Regions from separate parts of the Homo sapiens genome. Here region 1 is linked to region 2. A link is an interaction called in ENCODE POLR2A ChIA-PET data of the cell type or tissue named here. Cell type or tissue: Panc1. All regions are shown on one strand. Links, peaks and the distances in the headings refer to the core of each region. The heading gives the core; the rest is flanking DNA. Region 1 overlaps DERA (deoxyribose-phosphate aldolase). Region 2 holds the start of LOC105369672 (a long non-coding RNA gene).

Region 1 (2,929 bases), core at 155-2,654, 370 kb after region 2:
CAGCTTTCAACAACTGGAATTCAGCCCTCATGCCTTAGGGCACCCGTTATATGTAACGAATTAACTCTCCAGTGTGTCTAGAAGGATACCAGTTCTTCACTTGGAGAACTGAGGAAATAGTTGTTCTTGAGTGTTTTTGTTTTGTGGTTCAAATGAGAAACCTTTGTTGGAAAAGGCTGCTGGGGTCCTTCTGAATAGTCAAGTACATAAACTATCTGCTATGTCTATCATGCTAACACATGATACTGATCAAGTAGTTACATAATAATATAATTGATTTTGTTAAAGTTGGTTTACTTAAAACATTTTGAAAGGGAGATGCTCTTCATGAAGATGGTAATACATATAATAAAGATTAATATTTACTGATTACTTAGAACATGCTAGGCTTTTCTAGGTCCCTGCATTGTCTTCTACTCCTCCCAACAATTTTATTCCGATTTTTATCCTGATTTTACAAATGTGGGAGCTGATATTTTGAGAGGTGTTTATTTGGTAAGTCTCATTGGTACCATTCTGTGACTATTTTAGATAAATAATCAGAGACAAGTGTTCATACACTATTACTTAAGAACAGTAACGCTTTTTTGTGGTTGCCAAAATAGACATTGGTTTCAGAATTTAAATATGTAAGTTTTAATAGCAAAATTACTGTTATAATTCTCAGTAGGTCATTTAAAAAATATTTGCTTAAAAAGTTAGGCATCAGGAGTAATATGAACTCACAAACTTCAGGAAATGAAGTTGTTAACACCCCACATAAGTTCATACAAACTTTTCATAGTTTGTATGAAAAGTAATCAACTTGCCCATAGTCATACGGCTAGCAAGAGAATGGTGAGCCAGGAATTAGCTGTAGTGTATGTGGTTCCGGAGATTGCATTCTCAATCTGAAAATTACTTTATATACTTTTGTATGTTTTATTATTCATATAACCTTCACATTCCATATACAACTAGCTGCTAATTATCTGTCTTTTTTAAAATGCTTTTTTTAAAAATTAGGAATTCAAAATATAATGAGATTACACGGATGAGATTTAGATTGATATGGCATGGAATAGTGGCTAAAAACCATATAAGGGAAGAAAAAGTAGCAGACGAATTAGAAGTTAATTTATATTTCTCTTGCTAACTTTTAATGAAACTGTTCTTGGCTCAAAAATAGTTAAAACTTTTTAAATTGGAAAATAATAATTATCTATTTAGGGGATACAATGTAATATTTTGATACATGTATACAATGTGAAATGATTAAATCAAGCTGAGTGACTTCATCACCTCACATACTTAGTTTTTGTGTTGAGAATGTCTGAAATTTACTCTCTTAGCCGTTTTGAAACATACATGAGTATTAACTGTAGCTACCATGCTGTGCAGTAGATCTCAAAGACTTACTTTTCTTGTATGACTGAAACTTTGTACCCTTTGACCATCATCTCTAATTACCTGCCTTAATTGGAAGACCAAAATGAAGGTAGATATGAAATCTACAGGTAATCTCTAAGTGTTATTTTAATTAACAAATTTTAAATTTCTTGCCCATTATTCCACTTACAGAGATTTTTGAACAAGAAACAGAAAGGATTACTTTAAATTTCAACTCTTTCTGTATTTGCATTTTGGACTATATGGTGGACATGCCATGTGCAAATTGTGAGCACAGGAAAAGGCTAAGGGCTGAGATCACCCTGTTTGGACTACTTAACCCTTGAGTCATTGAGCCAGCTGATGGCAAGGACAGCCCTTATGAAGTAGGGGAGATTTTGCCTGTGGGTGTGTTGGACTCTTATTGCATGCTTTTCCCACCCCCGAGGTGTCTACTTGGAGAGTTTCCCCTATTAAAAGCTGTCTGGGAGAAGAATAGAAAATTCGGCTCTCACTAAAGTGTGAAAGCCTATTGGTGTAAATAGCTTTTTCCTGGGAAAGGTAAGTTTGGTTGGTACCAAGGAATGACCCTTTATATGTGCAGTTTAAAATGTTTAACCAAAGGGAATATTTGGTTGTGGGGAGCCTTTTGGGTGTCCCTGAAATCTTGCCATTTTGACTTCTGTCCATCATGGTTTTTGTACACTTGACCTTACTTTTCTCAGCCTTCTAGATCTGTAGCTGTTAAATCCTGTCCTGCAGACGGGAGCAGCGTTCTCTGTGAAAACTGGACAGGAGTCAGCTCCTTTAGAGCACTGGCTCAGCCACGTGACTTCTTCCACCAGGGCTTCGGGTTCAGCTGGGTCAGGGGAGCAGAGGCGGGAAGCTTGTGTCCCTGTGGAGCCCCACTAGGGAGAATGTCTCCCAGCAACCAGCATCCAGGCCACAGTGATCGCAGAGCTAACCCACACTAACTTCTGAGTGGGTACATCTAAGGACTCCCTTTTTAAAGGTGGAATGGGGTACTTTAAAGTTTTTGATGACTTGTCAGAGCATTTGAAAGCACTGGGAAAACCAGCCGCCTTGTCAAAACCTGTGTCACTTCTTCCAGAGGAGAAATTGCAGAAAGAGAGCAGGTGCCGTGGGAAGCAGTGTTTTGAATCAGCACCCAGCAGGTGGTGATTTCCCCTCTAATTCGGTTTTGAACAGATACTCCCAGACAGTGTTGGCAATCACTGTGCTCCATAATGTAGCGGAGGCTTGTTTGTTTGTTTGTTTTGGGAGACAATATCAGCTCAAGCCCTGTCTGCTTATAGTCACAGTATTTTAGCACATGTTAGATGCCTGCTGTTTAAGGGGTACACCTACATTCCAAGCTTCTTCTGTGTGTGTGTCTGTGTGTGCATGTTTAAATATATATTTAAGCACAGAAAAAGGCATTACCAGAGATCTTGAGACTGTTAAGTAGGGATCTGGAGAGTATTTGATTTTTTTCTGCAAGTCAAAGGTAGTGCAAAGGTACATATACAGTATGTACATATACAGTAGCTACACAACAAAT
Region 2 (2,929 bases), core at 137-2,636:
TGGCCTGGAAGCTAGGGGAACAATGTGTATGCAGAAGAGATGATAATTGCCCCTATATTAGTGGATACTTAGGAGCATTAACGCAGTAATAACATAGCGTAATACTCAACTCATAGGAAGTGTGCAGTAAATGTTAGCTCATAATAGTAATGGTGGAGGAGGTGGTAATAGATGTAATGCAAGTAGTGGTATTTCTGAGCATTTTTTGTGGTACATACCAAAGATATTTAGGAGAGGTGGTTCTGATTCTTTCAGCTAGTTATTAAAGCATAGATTCTCATCATTTTTCATGCTATGATCCTTTTTGGCAGTCTGGTGAACTCTTCTAAGAATAATGCTTCCATTTTCTGTGCCTAAAATAAAATACATAGGATTATACAACTATATTGAAATATGATAATCATAATATTTAAAAAGCAAATGTGTTGTACACTTTTTAATTAGTATATTCAATGTCAATATGTAATAGTCTAACAATTTCATCATGGTGATGCATATGACCAATATTTCAAGATATCTGCAGCAAGTCTATTATTAAAAAATATGTAATCTCTATTGTTAGCAAATCATCCATGTGGATATTCTGATGGTTTGGTACCTACTTTAATGATAGAAAGGACTGCTAAGTTTAGTCACAGGTTGTGAAAATAAATATGTACCCTTTTCCCACATATGTTCATAGAGTCCTAAATTCTATCTTTGGAACTCCAGATTAAAACCCTTGAGTTACAGGTAAAATAAATCCCATATATAGGAAATTGACATAGGAAAATTCATTAATGATGTGTAAATTATAATACACTATGATATTATATTAGTGTATTTTTCAAAAGAAGAAAATTGTTCTTGGAACACCTTAATAAGAACAGGTAGATAATTCAAGTAATTAGCACATTGTGCCAGTAATGTTAAAATCTCTGCTTCAGTTCTGAGTATTAAATCCATTAATTCCGTATAAAGAAAAAATGAGATACATGAGCCCCAATGAGCTGTTATTCATGCATGAAATTAGCCAAAAGATAGAGAAGGCATGAGAATATGTTTACTTTTTCTCTACTTCTGGAAAAAAAAAAAAAACTTCAACAGTGTTTTTACTAGCAGATTAATAGGCCACATTCCGGACAGTAGGCACACCAGAAGCTTGCCTATTTCAATACATTCCACTCTTTTATTCTAATCTCCAGTGATGAATAATACGGGCATCACAATATAAGAGAAAGATTTTGGAGGAAGTAAACAATCCACTTGATCCACTATCATTGTAGGGAGGAAATCAAAATGCCATAAACAAAACCCTACAAAGAATTTTTGCTAAAGATGGAAAATGCTCAGTTCATCTAGGAGAGTTTCTATGTTACTATTAAAGGCTTTGTAAAAAAATAAATAAATATTATACCCCAAATAGTTCAAATATTTCTTTTAGAATCATGAATGCCCTTTGGAAAGGATTGTGAAGTGAATTCTTTTGGCCTCAAATAATTTGATTTGCAAACTTGCAAAAGATTATTTCTTTTCGTTTTAGCTTTCTGTTTTGCATTGTATGCCAAAAGGGAACATATGGAACTTCTATTAGCTTCTTTTATTTTGTTTTTTTTTTTTTTCTTTTTCTTTTTGAGACAGAGTCTTGCTCTGTCACCCAGGCTGGAGTGCGGTGGCGCGATCTCTGCTCACCACAACCTCTGTCTCCCAGGTTCAAGCAATTATCTTGCCTCAGCCTCCCGAGTAGCTGGGATTACAGGCAAGTGCCACCACGCCTAGCTAATTTTTGTAGTTTTAGTAGAGACAGGGTTTCGCCATGTTGGCGAAACTCCTGACCTCAGGTGATCCGCCCACCTCGGCCTCCCAAAGTACTGGGATTACAGGCGTGAGCCACCGCACCTGGCCTAGCTTCTTCTTTTTTTTAATTTAATGCTGTGATGATAAGCTGGTAAAGACTCTCTTTACTTTTAGGTCAACGTAAGAATGCTTTGTCAAGCAGTAACCTTGATTTTGTGGTTCCTTTAAAACAGGGAGTGTGGAGCTGGTACATTTGTCAATTTTGCATCCTTAGAGAGGGATGGAAAGCTTCCATACAACTGGTGAGTATTGTTTTGGAACAAGCTTCTACATAGTTTAACTATGCTGTGTGTGCTCCAAAGTCGATTTTACTATCCTTTGGGGATAGTTTTGTCTGATTATCCTTTTGTAATTTCGGTGATGGTAGACTTTCAATGGCTAGATCTTCACAGAATATAATGGTTTATATAAGCTCAGTGCAGTTCTGAAGTAGGGAAAGCATCATGGTCTGCTCTGTATTTACAATACTAAACAAGGGACTGAAACAGTGGTGCACACGCAGGAGCCCATACCTGTGCTGAAAAAGGGCTTAAATGCAGGAGCGCCGCTGAACAAGTGGTGGCTAAAGGCACGAGAAGAGATTCCAATGAAGCAGCTTGCGACAGATCGGCTTCTCCATTTTATTTTATATTTTATTTTATTTTATTTTTTATTGTTTTGTATTTTTTGAGGAGACAGAATCTCCCTCTTTCGTCACCCGGGCTGGAGTGCAGGATGATCTCAACTCACTGCAATCTCTGCCTCCTGGGCTCAAGTAATCTTTCCACCTCAGCCTCCCGAGTAGCTGGGACTACAGGCGCGCACCACCAAATCTGGCTAATTTTTAGATATTTGTAGAGATGAGGTCTCACTATATTGCCCAGGCTGGTCTCGAACTCCTGGGCTGAAGTGATCCTCCCACCTCGGCCTCCCAAAGTGCTGGGATTACAGGCCTGAGCCCCCATGCCAACCCAGCATCTCCATTTTAAACTCACATTTCAGTGCCTGAGGCAATAAGAGCCACCACTTCTGTTAAAAAGTTGTACAGCCCAGTATTCAGTTCTCATGCTTACAGATAAATAAATATCAAAGCCAGTGAAGTTTCATAAGAAAA

The links. Peaks named below come from ENCODE experiments on the same cell type or tissue, not always from the same donor. Only the 100,000 strongest peaks of a DNase experiment are listed, where the experiment ranks them.
Region 1: POLR2A ChIA-PET joins it to region 2 with 6 read pairs; 3 of 35 experiments call an interaction of 5 or more read pairs at or near these places.

The regions. Positions count from the first base shown.
Region 1 is chr12:15,926,833-15,929,761 of GRCh38, forward strand. The region is part of intron 1 of DERA (deoxyribose-phosphate aldolase); the gene reads left to right. Among named protein-coding and RNA genes, the nearest start is that of DERA, 17 kb to the left of the region's middle. In Panc1, for the core only: no CTCF peak of the experiment used is centred there; a DNase peak (open chromatin) is centred at 1,679.
Region 2 is chr12:15,555,446-15,558,374 of GRCh38, forward strand. PTPRO (protein tyrosine phosphatase receptor type O) reads left to right here. Exons shown (of 27, transcript NM_030667.3): 16 at 2,010-2,078. LOC105369672 (a long non-coding RNA gene) reads right to left here and starts at 466. Exons shown (of 3, transcript XR_002957403.2): 1 at 219-466. In Panc1, for the core only: no CTCF peak of the experiment used is centred there; no DNase peak of the experiment used is centred there.